Regions from separate parts of the Homo sapiens genome. Here region 1 is linked to region 2. The links are chromatin loops, found by intact Hi-C in ENCODE. Cell type or tissue: GM12878. All regions are shown on one strand. Each heading gives the region's core, and the rest is flanking DNA. Links, peaks and the distances in the headings are about the cores only. Region 1 overlaps LOC643339 (a long non-coding RNA gene). Region 2 overlaps LOC643339 (a long non-coding RNA gene).

The links. Peaks named below come from ENCODE experiments on the same cell type or tissue, not always from the same donor. Only the 100,000 strongest peaks of a DNase experiment are listed, where the experiment ranks them.
Region 1: a loop joins it to region 2, with 7 times the contacts of the local background. A loop is called at or near these places in 3 of 110 quality-filtered maps.

Annotation. Positions count from the first base shown.
Region 1 is chr12:93,240,915-93,249,248 of GRCh38, reverse strand. All of the region lies in intron 2 of LOC643339 (a long non-coding RNA gene), which reads left to right. Among named protein-coding and RNA genes, the nearest start is that of LINC02412, 71 kb to the right of the region's middle. RefSeq lists an enhancer at 5,288-5,547. In GM12878, for the core only: no CTCF peak of the experiment used is centred there; DNase peaks (open chromatin) are centred at 3,498, 4,408, 4,928, 5,658 and 1 weaker place; H3K4me3 peaks cover 1,818 bases; H3K27ac peaks cover 4,800 bases.
Region 2 is chr12:93,163,178-93,171,511 of GRCh38, reverse strand. The region is part of intron 3 of LOC643339 (a long non-coding RNA gene); the gene reads left to right. Among named protein-coding and RNA genes, the nearest start is that of LINC02412, 7.0 kb to the left of the region's middle. RefSeq lists an enhancer at 3,272-3,821. In GM12878, for the core only: no CTCF peak of the experiment used is centred there; DNase peaks (open chromatin) are centred at 3,511 and 4,411; H3K4me3 peaks cover 1,939 bases; H3K27ac peaks cover 4,965 bases.

The DNA of each region.
Region 1 (8,334 bases), core at 125-8,124, 78 kb before region 2:
ATTGACTTTGGGAGGAAATTATTTTATAGTTTATGGTTTAAAACAAAGACAGTAACAATCCTTTCCCAAAACAAACCTTATTGCCTGGGGACTAGACTGCCTTTGTAGGACTAACAAATTAGCCACAAGATTAGACATTATGGTTTAGGAGTTATGCAGTTGGAGGCTACAAGATTCTGACCCTCCCTAAACTGTTCCTAAGATCAGTGCTTGAGATATTTTGCAGACCCGGAACCTGATGGATCAGCTGGCACCACCCAGATCAATAAACTGGCTCATCTGATCTTGTGGCCCCCTGATCTTGTGGCCCCCCACCCAGGGACTGACTCAGCCCAAGAAGACAGCTTCAATTCCCTACGATTTCATGTCTGACCCAACCAATCAGCACTCTCAACTCACTGGCCTTCCCCCACCCACCAAATTATCCTTAAAAACTCTGATCCACAAATGTTCAGCAAGACTGATTTGAGTAATAATAAGCTCTGGTCTCCTGCCCAAAAAAAAAAAAAAAAAAAAGGGAATATTTCAAGAGAAAAACAATCTTAACCCAAAGCATTCCTTAATAATGGTGGAATTTTAGGAGGCAGAGGTGTTTAGGGGTTGGGGGGCCTTCCTGGTAACACTTAGGTCAGATCTCCTACCTTCCACCAAGCTGTTTCTCTCCCAAAACAGGGCCTTTGCATGTGCTATTCACTTGGCCAGGATTTTGCCTCCCATCCTCATTCCTTTCACTACTTAGCACCTACTCATCTTGAAGGTCTCAGTTGAAGCATCACTTTCTCAGGGAAGCCCTTGCTGACCTCTTGGACTGGGTCAGATTCCATTAATGGTGCTCACGGCACCATGACCATGTCTTCTTAGCACTTGCCACAGCTTCCATTTTCCATACATTTATGTGACTATTCGATTGTTGGCTGACTCCCCTACTAGATACCAAGTTCCATAAGGGCAGCAGTCAGGCTTGCTCTTGGTCATTTGTATCTGCAGCATGTGTACCTTATCTGATTCATGGTGGGCCCCTATTAAATAGTTGTTGACCAAATAGACCAGGAAACTTCAGTGTCTTTAGGCGTCTTCCTTTTTACTCCTGTCACCCCCACTGTCTTATGGAAGCCAAGAACATACATCAGTATCCTTCTACACAGAAGCTTGTAAATATAAAACGTGGCAGAGCAAAGCAAAGGATGTTAAGTAGTCTCTTTTTTCCTGTTCCTTCCACATAGTCCCTTCACAATGCTCCATACGGACACAGTGCCAATGAGGCATGCACATGCTTGTGCCTGCTGGGGGTGAAGCCCATACCAAGCACATCATAACACTCCTTGGGACAAACTTTAAATAACACAGGCATAGTCATACTGTGGCCAAACCTGTGGACCCGAGCTTGCTGTTCAAGGCCCACAGCTCCAGGACACTGTCCTTTGCAGAAGTTGATTAGCATGATTTGGACCATTGAACTAGAACTCCCTACCTCCCTAAGCAAAGCTTAATCTCGACTGTTTCTGCTTCTGTATTGGAAAAAGAGCTGTCCAGCTTTTGCAGATAAGATCAGGGCCATTTATGAAAGCCGTCTTTACCTTTCTTCTCTTTCCTGCAGGCTGTGATGGTCACATATGGTTATTGCTGGGTCTACATCACCCTGGGAGATTTGTCTAAAAACTGAAAGACAACACTCTGGCCTCAGACCAAATGTGGAGTAGAAATGGCCTAGCTTCTTGGCAGCTTCTCAGTTCCACTGACAGCAGCCTTGCTTGTGGAGGTGGCTGGTATCAGGAATATCTCGAGCTTGGGTCCTGGGAAAATTTTTTTCTGTTGCTTTTGTCAGGAATGGGGTGAGGGAAGCTTTAAAGACTCTCTCTCTCTGTCTCTCTCTCTCTCTCTGTGGCATATTTTACATCTTTTTCTTTCTTTTTTTTTTTTTGAGACGTAGTTTCGCTCTTGTTGACCAGGCTGGAGTGCAATGGCGCGATGTTGGCTCACCGCAACCTCTGCCTCCCGGGTCCAAGTGATTCTCCTGCCTCAGCCTCCCGAGTTGCTGGGATTACAGGCATGCACCACCATGCCCGGCTAATTTTTGTATTTTTAGTAGAGACAGGGTTTCTCATGTTGGTCAGGCTGGTCTTGAACTCCTGACCTCAGGTGATCCACCCACCTTGGCATCCCAAAGTGTTGGGATTACAGGTGTGAGCCACCGTGCCTGGCCTACATCAAATATTTTTTAAAATCCTAGAACAAACCAAGATAGATTTCGCTCTAGGAACAGCATCTATCTGTCATTTATAATTGAGACTTTTTAATGTAACTCTCAAGTTTGAGGAACAGAGATTAATTTACATCAAGTGTTTTATAATTGCAATTATTTTGGAGGAGTGAAGGTAGGAAAACAGATCATAATTTAGATTACATGGTAACTTTTTCACACAGTTTAATAAGAAGATTTAAGATGGAGGATTTGGGATCGTCAACCCAAATAGACTTCATTGTTCTTCCAAAAATGGCACGCACAATAAAAGAACAGTGATAATAATAGTGATTACATGTGTGGGCTCAGGTATTGGTTTGAAATCTCAGGTTATTCACTGTGTGACTTCTGGATAATTAAGTCCCTGAGCCCATTTGCAAGCCAGGAAGAGTAATTCCTGCCTGTAGAGTTGTGAGGTGTTTTTTGTTGTTGTTGTTGTTTGTTTGTTTGTTTATTTTTTACAGGATCTCACTCTCTCGACCAGGCTGGAGTGATGTTTTTGATATAAAAACCTATAGGGGGCTGGGCACGGAGGCCCATGCCTGTAATCCCAGCACTTTGGAAGGCCGAGGTGGGTGGATCACTTGAGGCCAGGAGTTCGAGACCAGCCTGGCCAACATGGTGAAACCTCATCTCTACTAAAAATACAAAAATTAGCTGGGCATGGTGGTGCGTGCCTATAATCCCAGTTACTCAGGAGGCTGAGGCATGAGAATCGCTTGAATCTGGAAGGCAGAAGTTGCAGTGAACTGAAACTGCGCAATTGGACTCCAGCATGAGTGACAGAGTAAGACTCTGTCTCAAAAAACAAACAAACAAACAAAAACCTGTGGGGTAGGCAGAGTGTGGAGAGAAAAGAAAAAAAATCCGCCTAAGGGGTAGATAATCTTAGCCAGGTTTTTAGATAAGAAAACTGAGGTCCGGGGTGGTTAGGTGACTAGCCCAGAGTTGCACAGCTAATAAATGGCAGTATCTCAGAACCAGGACCTACATTCAGGTTTTCTAATCCCAATTTAAGGAATTCTTTCTATTATGCCACAGCACTAAAAGTTCAACTAAAATCAGATTGAGAAATTTAAAAGTGTATATTCTATTTATATAACAAATTATGATACTCTCTTATTAGCCTGGAAGAGCAATTTGAAATTTTCAGACAATTTCATTCACTTGCTCTCTGTAAGCCCCAGGAGGATGTGGGTTTTTTCAGATGAGAAGGTATGGAGGATTAGGGGTTTACAGAGCTTCTCGAAAGTCACAGGGCTAGGTTGGGGGCAGGTGTGCTGACAATAGTGCAGCTGCAACTAGGCCTGCCCCCAACAGAGAGTCCCTCTGTGATCCTGCAGGGCCTCGCCAGCACAGGGGCGGGCACCAACTAGACTCCGATGAGTGCGAATTCACTGATAACAGTTAACAGTATTGAATGCCCCAGCTGTGCAGGTTGGGAATTACCTGTATTTTCCCACTTAATCCTTAAGATAATCCACCAGGTTTTTTTCGTTTGTTTGTTTTGTTTTTGAGACAGAGTCTTGCTCTGTTGCCCAGGCAGGAGTGCAGTGGCACGATCTCGGCTCACTGCAACCTCTGCCTCCCGGGTTCAAGTGATTCTCCTGCCTCAGCCTCCTGAGTAGATGGAACTGCAGGCATGTGCCACCACACCCAGCTAATTTTTGTATTTTTAGTAGAGATGGGTTTTCGCCATGTTGGCCAGGCTGGCCTTGAACTCCTGACCTCAAATGACCTGCCCACCTTAGCCTCCCAAAGTGCTGGGATTACAGGCGTGAGCACCACGCCCGGCCGCTACCAGGTTTTGGAGAGGTCATAAACTGAGGAGTGTTCTGCCTGATTCTAACATCTACACACTCACCCATTACATACATACATTCCATTTTGATAAATCAAGTCAGGCTTGCTAATCTTAATTTGGTGCCCTTTCCAGTAGTAATTAGTTTTACTGTGGGCCAATAAAAACCAAGATTCCATATCAAGCACAGAACAATTCAACCAACAGATCCCTAGAAACCTATCAAGAAGGAAGAAAAAGAGATTAAGGAGATTTGGGCAGATCCTTCATAGCTCTCCTTGCAACTTTAATCAACATACAGCATGTTCTCGCAGGGGGAGGTCCCCACCCTCAGCATTGAAAGTGAAATAACACACTCTGTGTTGCTGATCCTGGATTGAAACGTATGACCTACAGAAACTCAATGAGCTTGAATTAATGTTTGTTAAAGAAGAAATATGGTTTTTAAAAGTAGTATCCTTTTGATCCCTGACTGCAAAATACTCAGCTTGGCGCTAACTTAGCTTCTTCCCCTATATACCGTGTCTCTCTCTCTCTCTTTCCCCATGTTGTAGCTATTAAGCACAAATTGAGGACCATGTGATCCTTCATCCTGAGTCAAAAGCCTTTCAAGCTCCCACCCTGAGCCATCCAAGATTCCTTAACTTTCTTTCAGCCTCTATAAAAATCAATTATTGTTCTGTTTTATATACGTACACTGAACCTCTCAACAACAGCTTGATTCAGCAGAACGCTCTGGTCTTAAACTTTTCAGTGAAGCAGTGAGTGGTGAAAGCTTTAGTGTAGCTACTGAACTGATCCTGACAGCAATAAAGGAGAAAAAAAAAGTTTGCTTCCGGAATTGTTAAGAAATGTTTTGCATTGCACAATATCTGAACCAGGAGGGCAGCTCATCAGCTGAACATATTGCCACAGAAGTGCTTCCTCCTGAAGTGGGAGGGGTTGAAAGACAAGAAGGGTCACAGGTAGGAGCTGACAAAGCTGGCAGGCAAAAGCAGCAGAACATTGAACAGAAAGGCACTGAGAATCTCTGGATCTGAAAAGTGATCAGCAGGGTAAAGGATGGCCAAGGACAGAATCCAGTCTTCCTCTTGACCACAGTGCAGCTGTTCTTTTTCTGCTCCATGAATTTGCTAAGGGGGGAAAAAGCAACCCCTGGCCTGTCTACTGTCAAGGACAGTGAAATATGCTGGGTCATGACCAAGTTGTTTCTTAGCTTCCCAGAGCTTCTAACCACTAGACAGCACTATCTCTAGTCCTTGCCGGTAAAATCAAAATTCAGTGCTCTACAGAAGGCAGCATGGTGTAGAGGAGTGCCTCCCAAACTTTAGTCTGCATGGGAATCACCTGGAGTCCTGTTAAAATAGAGATGACTGGGCCCCATGCCAGACTTTCAGATTTAGTAGATCTGGAGTGGGGCCAAGAATTTGCATTTCTAACAAGTTTCCCAGTTGTTACAGATGTTGCTGGTCTGGGAACTATGCTCTGAGAGCCTGTGGTCTAGAGGAGAAACACGGACTTGGGAGTAGACAGACATGGGTTCTGGTACCAGTTCTTCCACTTCCGGTGTGCCTTTGAGAGAGCTGCTTCTTTGAGCTTTGGTTTTCTCATCTGACAGGACAGATAATGGCAGACAATGGTAGTGTGGTTAGATGCATGGACTGTGACTGTGTTCCGATCTGGCTCTGCTACTGTCTATGTGACCTTACACAAATTATTTTCACCTCTTTATCCTTCTATTTGCTCATTTATAGAGTGGGGGTAATAGCAGCATCTACCACGTAGAGTTGCCTTGAGCCTTGAGAGAGTGAGACTATGTAAAGCATTTACAACAGTGCATGGTACATGGGAAACACTAGATAAACATTTGCTATTATGATTTTTTTGCACTTGTTAGAATTACATGGAATAAAGCATGTAAAGTGTCTTATGTGACATCAGACGCATAGAAAGTGTCTAGTAAATGTCAATTTCCTCTCCTTTACCCAAAACAAGCAAGTCAGAGTGCTGACCAAAACAATGTCCTTTAAGTGGAGATCTTAGCAGAAGGGTACAGTCAAGAAAGATAACAGCATGAGGATTTTAGCTGTTAGTGGGGCAGAGTATGTCAGATGCCACCTCTTTGTAAACTGAGGGGTCCATGCCAGCAGGGCCTTCCTTTGAGCAAAGATCAGCAACTTGGACCATTTGGACAACTTCTGCCTGGTGTTCACAGATGTGGGAAAGGTTTAAGGAACTCCTGGCAGTATATTGAAAGACCAGCATTCCCTTTGGGGAGAAGGGCTGGAATTAGCTAAGCATAGCTCAGGGCACACAGGCATCCTCATTTAAAGGCTGGCAGGACTCAGGCTAATTCATTTCCTTCATTTTCCCCTGCCCACAGATCAAGGCAGCCCTAAAATTACCACGGAGCTGATTGCTGAGGGCTAAGACAGCTGTGGTCATTTATCTTCCTTTCTGACCATGTTCTCTGGAAATGGCCTGTGAATAAACGGCAGGATGGAAGGTTAGATAAAACTGTCCATCATCCCTGTTGTATCCAGTGAGAATCTAGGGAGTTACTGTAGGACAAAGCATCTATATACATTTTGCGTAGGCTATATATTAATAACTCCCTCTTGGATATTTTTGATACCCAGTAGTATACCCTAAAGGCCCTGAGAAGTCCCACAGTGAAGAAATGATGCTTTTTATTCTTAACTCATCAGTCTTCAAATTGTTTGACCATGGAAACGTTTTTTCATTTAGACAAATAATTCCTCTTAACATACGGTAGCAAATGCTGGACCAGGCAGAAATTTAAATGTCCAGATGTGGAATTGTTTAAACAGTGAGGGCCTCTGACCTCTAGGGGGAAATAGATTAAGTTTCCAGATGCTTTAGTTTTAGCTTAGATTAAGCCATATATCAGTTTCCAAATGTTTTAGCTTATTGCTCGATCCATACTAAGTACTTGTCAAATGCTGGCTCTCCAAATATCACCAACACAACCTGCTGATAAGTCAAAGCTATCTGTATTGTTTATTGTGGTAGGGAAGATCACCTCCTAGGCAGAGCTTTGGTAATATCTCTGAGGGGAAAAAAGCAAGGTTGTATTTTATTATTTAAAAAATTATTTTATGCCTTCCGATCAGTGGTGAATTAAAAAATATGTTTTATTGGGAGTTTGGTTTAAGGTGATCTTTCGGTAAGGGAGCTTGATGAAGATTGAATAAGGATAATAACACAACAGTGTAGAATTGGAAACAGCAAGGAAAGGATTTTGAGTTGAGGGATTTGAAGATCCTTAGGGTGTTAACCGTCTGCTGGTACTTCCTGTTGAAGAGTGAAGGATCTTTTTGGGAAGTTTCTGTAATGAATAATCAAATTATTTGCTTAGGCTAGAATCTCCTGGAATAGTAAAGTTATGCTAATGAAGACAGTGGAGTAGTAAACTTACGTTAATGTAGGAAAGAAAGTGTATGTATGTGTGTGAGTGAGTGTGTGAGTGTGTGTGTGTGTTGAGAGGGAGAGAGTTAGAGAGACAGGTCAAGTCCTTAGTTCCCAAGCTGTGTATATGGGATAGATGGTTTTCATTCTCATCCTTAATTCCTGAACTTATTATATGGATGTTGCATGCTTATGTATTTTATTTTAGTTGTTTCTGCCAGGCTAGACTGAAGTGGGATATAACCTGAGGATGTTACATGTGTGTTGACTGTAGTCTACGTCACTGTTGAGTTTCCACTGTGTGTCAATGCCAAGACCACCACCACTTCCCTTGAATGTGTATTGTGTCAATGCTTGCAGATAAACTCACATTATCCAGAGCTGTGAAACTTCTCTTAAGAATGCTGTCATCTGGGGACATATCAGCAAGAATGATGTCCATTCCTTTGTTGGATTGTAGTATATTTTGGGGCAAGGAACTTCAACTTGGAAATGATGAAGTGGGCCATTGTTTGTTTGCTGAGGATAGAGCCTCCTAGAAGTAGTGAATCCCTTGGTAATGACCATGATGAGGAATGCATTGATGTGGACTGCTTTCCATTTACTGAGGAAGTTCATATGGCTTTAATGTCTTCCTTATTTTACAAAAACAAAATAAAGAATGTCACTGATCACTCAAGTTTTATATGACATTTTTGAAGAAAATGATGAATTTGGTCTTCACAGGATCAAAGTATAGAATGAATTACAGGTTCAATAATAAAATTGAACTGATATCTTTGATAACAATAAATTTATATTCCATGAATTAAATGAGTTAAAAAAATAAAATCTTTAATCCCAATCTCTGATGTCATATGAC
Region 2 (8,334 bases), core at 160-8,159:
ATCCTTGAGTGCTCAGTGGTGACCAAGGCAAGAGGATAAGAGTCAGGGTGAGGAAAATTGCATCAGGGGGATGGAAGAGAAAATGAAATGGAGTCAAAGGTCACCATTACACCTTAAGGAGTCCTCAAGAGCACTTCATAATCATCATGTAATCTGCAAATGCACATCTGGAGGTAATTATATCCAGCTAGGACAAATTATTTCTACTTTTATCTTAGCAATTGACCTAGTATATGAAGTGGAAGCAATTCACTGTTCTCTGCCTCTGTTTCCCCACTTAAACAAGAGGGAAGAGATCATTTTCACGGAGTGTTGGAAAAGTACTTTTTCATCATTAGAGAAAGTCTGTAAAAAATTAGTTACTGAATCTGGCTCTGGCATGAGGACATGGGCTAAAACTGAGTTTTTGATCTGTTGCAACTGGTATGTTGTTGGGGACGCTGCCATTTCTTGAAGTTTCTCTCATCTTTCCAGCAGAAAGAGTTGGGCTTCTTATAAGAAGTTGATGTATATTTATTAACAGCTAATATGAGTTATGTATCTAATAATGGTTTCCTCTTCCCTTTGGCTGCTTACAAAGGGCAGAGCCAAATAGGCCAGCACTTGGAAGAATGTGGGATTTCACAGAACGCCTTTTATGTCCTAACCACAGCCCTGCTACTCATTTTTCTATCCTATCTTTTTCCCCCATTACTTTTATTTAACTGATGGTATCTTGCTGAATTTTGTGCATCTTGGTAAGCCATCCTCAAGCCTTCCCAGGACAACACAAATAAGTAAATAAATAGTTATTGACTCAGATGTTTTTAATCATAGACTTGATTCCTGGCTGTGCTTTAGGGAAGCACTTTGTTACTGGCACACAAGTTACTCAAAGTATCAATGTTCCATCACTTTCTAGAATGAACTAATACAGCAGAGATCAATTTATGACAAAAAGCTATAGTATATTAAACTCCAGAGTTCCCAGCTGGAAGAAATTGTAATTTTAGAGTTGGTTGATCCAGAAATAGATGTTGACAATTGACTCAATTTTGGTAATGTTTTAAATGAGTCTGTATTTTATTAATACATATACAAATGATAAATTTATAATTTTTTATTGTATTTTATTAGTCACAACCAATCTACACACATTTGAAAATGGTGGCATATACATATGGTGAAAATATCATTTTCACTGGGTGTCAAATTATGTTGGTGAGCTTATAAACTAGAAGATCCATTGCAAGAAGGCCATAGATTCCCTAGAGGTGAAGCTTTGCAGGCTGGAAATCTTGGCATTCTTCCTTTACTCATTTGTTAAGGCATATTGAGTTAGGTGCTAGTGTTCCTAGGCATGCTTTTGTATTACAGTGCTTCGCTTTCATGAAAATTGGAAAACAATTGGCTCAAACTCAACCTTTAGTAACAAAATTTCCCTTCTGACTTTCTAGACATGTGTCAAAATTACTTCATTAAATTTCAACAGTGTTTAAGCATGCGTTTGTACTGTGATTTTCACTTATTAAGCGCTCTGATGTAATATCTTGTTTTCAATTATATGTAATTTATCAATTATATATTCCTATTAAAGAACAGATTCAAGAAGAGAGGGATCTGATTTTGTGAAAAAGAAATTGTAGGGAAGAAAATCACTGGACTGAGGTCATGCTGCAAGTTAGAGGCCAACCCTAGACAGGAACTTTGTTTTCTAATTTTCTAAAGAGATGGGGTCTTGCTACTTTGCCCAGGTTGGCCTCAAACTCCTGGGCTCCAGCAATCCTCCTGCTTCAGCCTGCCCAATATCTGGACTACAGACACAAGCCACCACACCCAGCTAGAGCTTTTTCTTTCTTTTCTTCTTTTCTTTCCTTTTCCCTCCTTCCTTTCCCTCCCTCCCTCCCCTTCCTTTCTTCCCTCCCTCCCTCCTTCCTTCCTTCCTCTCTTTCTCTCTCCTTCCTTCCTCCCCTCTCTCCCTCCCTCCTTCCTTTCTTTCTCTCTTTCTCTCCTTCCTTCCTTCCTTCCTTCCTTCCTTCCTTCCTTCCTTCCAGGTCTCTCTCTACCCTGCTCAAGCCATCCCCCGCCTCAGCCTCCCCCACTCCCTCAGAGTATCTGGTACTACAGGTGCATGCCACCACATTCAGCTAGCTTTTGTATCTTTGTAGAGACGGGGTTTCACCATGCTGCCCAGGCTGGTCTCATACTCCTGGGCTCAAGTGATCCTTCCGCCTTGGCCTCCCAAAGTGCTGGGATTACAGGTGTTTACCACCACACTGGCAGAATTTTATTTCTTAAAATGATTTTTGCTGTTTTTTCCTTTATCTTATATTGCCTAAGGGCTTTCTTTTTTTTTTTTTTTTAATATTTTTAAGTAAACAGGGTCTCAAGCCTTCAGCCACCCCTTCATCTCTTATATTTCCCTCCAGTGAAATCATAGTACTATGCACAGGCCTGGGTCTCCTTGTCTTTCAACAACTTTGGCTTCCACTGGGGTCTTGAAATCCCTCCGCCATCAATATACAATAAGAAATCCAGCTTTTCCACTCCAGCTGGCAGCTTTTCTGCTACACAGATTAGCTTTTTCATGAACAAAAACTGGCACATCTGATCTATTGGAATTTTATGGCTGCTTAATGGAATTTATTGAAGGCAGCTCAGCAAAGTAGTGTTGCTATGTCTAGTCATGCCTCAGGAAGTGTCTGTACTTAAACCCCAATATGAAAAAGCATTCAAATCCCAGCACTTTGGGAGGCTGAGGCAGGAGGATCGTGGGGGTCGGGAGTTTGAGACCAGCCTGACCAACATGGAGAAACCCCGTCTCTATTAAAAATACAAAACTAGCCGGGCGTGGTGGTGCATGCCTGTAATTCCAGCTACTTGGGAGGCTGAGGCAGGAGAAGAACTTGAACCCGGGAGGCAGAGGTTGCAGTAAGCCGAGATCGCGCCATTGCACTCCAGTCTGGGCAACAAAAGTGAAACTCCATCTCAAAAATAAATAAATACATACATACATAAAATAAAAAAATAAAAAATAAATAAAAGGCCCCCTTGCTTGAACAACGTCCCCTGCAGATACTTTCTGGGCACAAGGGACGCCGTAAGGGCTCCACTTTGCTTATCTCCGCGCGAATCTTTTACTCATCCTGACACGGGCTAGTTCTAATTGATAATCCGTCTTGCTTCCTGGGAATCCCCGAGGAATTTTTAAGAGAAAAATGCAACTTGTTTTGTGAACGGAAAAACAAGTTTGGCTAAGAGTAAACAAATAATAATGAAAGAAAAGCTCATGAGAAAAATAAAAATGAAACAAAAGCACTCTTTCTTTCCTTTAGGGCAGTGCAGGGGACGGAAGGACAGTGGGAGAGGGTGGGAAACGCAGAGGAGGCGGCTGAGTTTATTTTTAACATCAAGTTAAAGACATACTCTGTGTTCTTTCCTTTTAAAAATAGGCTTTTAACGTCTTGAAGCATTTTGACTATTCTGCCTGTGAGGTAAAACCCCTTTTGTGGCTGGCAACTCCCACTGGGTCTTTTCCCATCATTAAAGGCTTACTGGCCAAGTAGTTAGAGCGTTGGAAAAACCCCAGCACTTTTCTTCAAAGGTTCCTCATTAGCATATGCACACAGCTTCTGTGCGCAGAGAGGCTTAGAAACCCTGGCTGCTTACCTGGAGCTTGAGCTTCCTTGCATTTTTCAGAACTGATGGTTAGGGGAAAATCCTCTTTTTAAAATAGTTTGGATTCATGAAATAGTGGAGACAGTCTTTTTTCAGTCCACTGCAAAATTTATTAGTTGAGTTTATGAATAACGCAACATACCGACACCTATAAAATTTGATATGGGTGAACAGATATGGTAATAGCTAATCTCTAACACTTTTTGAAGGCTTCCTATGGGCCAGATACTGTCTATATGCATTTAATGCTCTGAACAGTGCTCTCAGGGTACATAATATTATCATCCCATTTTACAGATGAAGAAACTTGAACTCAAGGCTATTAAATAACAAACTCAGTGAGTGAGTTTGGGGGAAGAGATTCAAACTCAGGCAAGACAGTCAGTTCAGGTCCACTGCTAGCCCATACCATAAGTACATAATTAGAAAAGAAGTCCCTACTTTAAGATATTTTTGCTTCCATCTTTTGGAAAGTTATCAAAAATACCAATTTTGTTAGAAGAAGACATTTTGCTGCCACTTACAAGACTGTTGTCACAATAAATATATAGATCTGCAATGTGTTGATGAGGTGAAGCATGCCCCCTTAGATGTGACAAACTTGTGCAGTGCACAGCCTGCACAAAGGTCCATGACAGCTGTTCGGTACACGTACACATGCAAACACACATGTACGCTTCCACAGAAGAAAAAAAAGGCTGTTTTAGTTTAGTCTTTTGGTCTTTTAGAGGTAACCAGGCTGATCTGACTTCAGGAACAGCTCTTCTATGTGGCTCAGTCTAGAATGAGTATAGATCATATAAAAGGGTCTGAAACTGGTTGTATTTGTACATAGTTCAAAAATATCCTACTCTTACTTCCTCTTTGCTTCTCCTCTGGGGAATAAACACTCAATAAACATTTTACACAGGAAGTTCCGTGTACATAGGTGTGTTAAAGGATGAGGATAAAATAAATAGAATAGTTCACAAAACTGGGGAGATTAAACTTTTATTACAGAAAATTTCAAACATATACTGAAGTAGAACAAAAAGTATAATGAACCCCACTTTCCTCCATGAACCTAACATCCAGCTGTAAAAATCATCGACTGATGGCCATTCCTGCTTCGTCTGGATTTCCACTCGCTCTCCTCCATATTGAAGCAATTCCTAGACACATCATTTTAGCCAAAAATATTTCAGTACATTTCTCTTCAAGATATGAAATCTTTTCAAAATATAACCACAATACCATTATTACATCTAAACAGAAATAATAAAAAGTCTTTAATATCATCATATAGCCAGTGTTCAAAATTTTAACTGTCTCTCAAATGTCCCAAATTTTCTTTTTTCATTTGTCTGTTTTTACCTTGTGTTTTTTGAAATGGGAACCAACTAAGTTCAAACATCCCATTGGTTGTTACGTTTCTTAAGTCTCTTTTAATGTACAAGTTCTCCCTTCATCTTCCTTCATCTCTCTCTCTCTCTTTTTTCTTTTTTTCCAGAGTCTGCATTTTGCTGATGGCATCCAAGTAATGTTTAACGTGGTTCTCTGCTGCAGAATCCTTTCTGTATCTGTATATTCTTTTAAGGTGCTTGGGTGAATTTGATCCATAGCCAGGCTTGGAAAATACTGGAGAAGTTGTGTTTCTGCTTCTGGATTTCTTAATGTCTTTTATCTTTTTTTTTAATTTCATTTTTCTATTTCTTTCTTTTTTTTTTTTTTTTTGAGATGGAGTCTCGCTCTGTCACTCAGGCTGGAGTGCAGTGGTGTGATCTTGGCTCACTGCAAGCTCCGCCTCCCAGGTTCATGCCATTTTTCTATTTCTTAAATCCTCTATAGGAAATAAGGATTTCTTAATGTCTGGGTTGAAAAAACAAAACTCAGAGGAACCTGAGTACAATCATAAAAGTACATGTCCACCACCTGTTGACAGACGATGAATGTTGGCTTGAATATAGAGGGCATCTAGAATCCCTGGGGCAACTAAGGGGGCTGCAGGGGAACAACTTCTCAGCCAGGCTTGAGATGGGCAACAGAGCTGAATTAGCAGTGCTGGAAAAAAAAAGAGGACCTTCCAGCTGGGGGATTTGGTCTCACTTGAGGCCCTGTGGGAACTAGTAACCAGCAGGTGAATTGTTAATTAGCAGGCAAAGCCTGGCCTGGAATAAGCTGGTGCTTGACTTCAGTGGAGTTTAAATAGCTGGGAAAACGATTGTTCTAAGGATACTTGACTGGAGGCATTTCCAGCACATGCTTGTGGCAGAAGGAGTGATGTGTTCTGTCCTAGGCACCTCTGCTGCTTCTGTCATCGACCTAGGTGATATGCTTTGGCTGTGTCCCCACCCAAATCCCATGTGTCATGGAAGGGACTCGGTGGGAGGTAATTGATTCATGGGGGCAGGCCTTTCCTGTGCTATTCTCATGATAGTGAATAAGTCCCATGAGATCTGACAGTTTTATAAAGGAGAGATCCTCCACACATGCTCTTTTGCCTTCTGCCATGTAACACGTGACTTTGCTCCTCCTTTGCCTTCTGCCATGATTGTGAGGCCTCCCCAGCCATGTGGAACTGTGAGTCCATTAAACCTCTTTCCATATAAATTACCCAGTCTCAGGTATGTCTTTATTAGCAGCGTGAGAACAGACTAATACACTGGGCTTGCTTTCTTCTGTGCATCTTCTTTTTGTTTTGTTTTGTTTTTGGAGACAGAGTCTCACTCTGTAGCCCAGGCTGGAGTGCAGTGGTGTGATCTTGGCTCACTGCAACCTCTGCCTCCTGGGTTCAAGCAATTCTCTGCCTCAGCCTCCCAAGTAGCTAAGATTACAGGTGCCAGCCACCATGCCTGGCTAAATTTTTGTATTTTAGCAGAGATGGGGTTTCACCATGTTGGCCAGGCTGGTCTCAAACTCCTGACCTCAAGTGATCCACCTGCCTTGGCCTCCCAAAGTGTTGGGATTACAGGCATGAGCCACCACGCCAGGCCTCTTCTGTGCATCTCAAAGGCTTGAGAAAAATTTTTTTTTTTTTAAATAAATAACAGAGCATTACATTTCCTTGGTGAGGGGTTTTGGGGCTTTTTTCCCCATGTCCACATTGATCTGTCAACACCTGCCCCAGGTCCCTGCTGTTCTCCTTGCCCCATACCTGCTGCCAAAAGAGGTGCTTGCTGTCAGAAAGCCGGGGTCAAAGTGTCTCTACCACTGGCTAGCTGGGCAACCTTGGGTAGGTCCCTCAGTTCTCTGAGCCCTGTAATCTTTATGTAAAATAAAGATTGTATCACCTGCTCCACCTACCATAAGAGGCTGTTGTGAGAATCAGCCTCTTATGGTAGGTGGAGCAGGTGATCCAAAAGAGTTAATGTAGGTGAAAGTCCTGTCCTTCATTAAACCACAAAGCATCATCCAATTGCTCTTGTTGCCTGCTGCCTCCTCTCTACTTGTAGTCATTCATTCCTGGCTGAGAGTGCAGAAGTTGAACAAGGCCCCATTACTTTTTAGTTGTATCATTTGGGGCGAGTCATGCTGTGAATTTCTGTTTCCTCATACATAAAATGGGAATAACTTTACCTAGCATTTATTTACATCCTTCTTTATTTACACTGCACCTTGACCCAATGATGTTATCAGCACGAAAGCCGAGATAAACACACATAAAGCACCTAACCTAGACTTGGCACCCAGTCGGTACTCAGTAAAAGGGAATTCTTTCCTTCCCTGTTTGTGGAAATTGGACTATGGTATAACCCAGCTGAGATGCCTTCCTTTATAAAGAAAGAACTCCTCCTCTAATTGCTGAGGATAGTACTGTCTGCTACTCCTTCACCCTCAACTTTTTATCTCAGTGCTTTGCTCAAGGCCCAAACATGCTTAAAATTCTCTTTTGAAGTCTGTAGACTAGGGAGTTATATAATGGAGTCTTCTTTTATTACTTGGGGATAAAGATTCCTCAACAGCACGTGTGAAAAAGACTCAAATATTTGGTTGACTGCAAAATTAACATGAGTCAACAGTGTGATGAACAAGCAAGAAATGTATTTTAGGAAGTATGAAGGGAATGGTCCAGTGAGAGGATAGCCTTAGACTCATTCTCCTCATGTTGGTCAGACTACGCTTGGACTAAAGGACTCAGTTCCAGATGCTGATGCCTGGGGATGGATCATCAGAAAGGAGTGCTAGCAAAGAGCTTGGGATGCAGGGTGTTTGAGTAACTTTCAGAAAAACTGAGGCTCCTTAAACTGCAAAAGATGTATTTCAGGAGAGATATGTATTGTCTCTTGTTTCTTGAACGGACTGAACAAAACACCACCACTTTGGATTTACTTAAGAGTAATAATTTCTAAGGAGTATGTAGAAGTACACATTTGAGGTTATGTGACTCCCAGGGGAAGAATTAGGGACAGTAGGTAGAAGTTATGGAGAAGTAGTTTTAGTGGTATTTCTGTTTCTATTCCTCTTTACAACTCTGGGTTTTCGGAAGAATTAGCTATTAAAACTATTTAAAACTTGGCTTTCTTACAGCCAGTTTCAGCATGATGTTACATACAAAAGATATTCAAAGCAATATTGAAATTGTGAATTAGAAAGGGACATAACTACAAATATACCAGAAATTAAAACAGGTAACAAGAGACAATCAGGTATGACTTTATGTCAATTAATTCGGAAGACATACAAAATGGTTAACTTCCA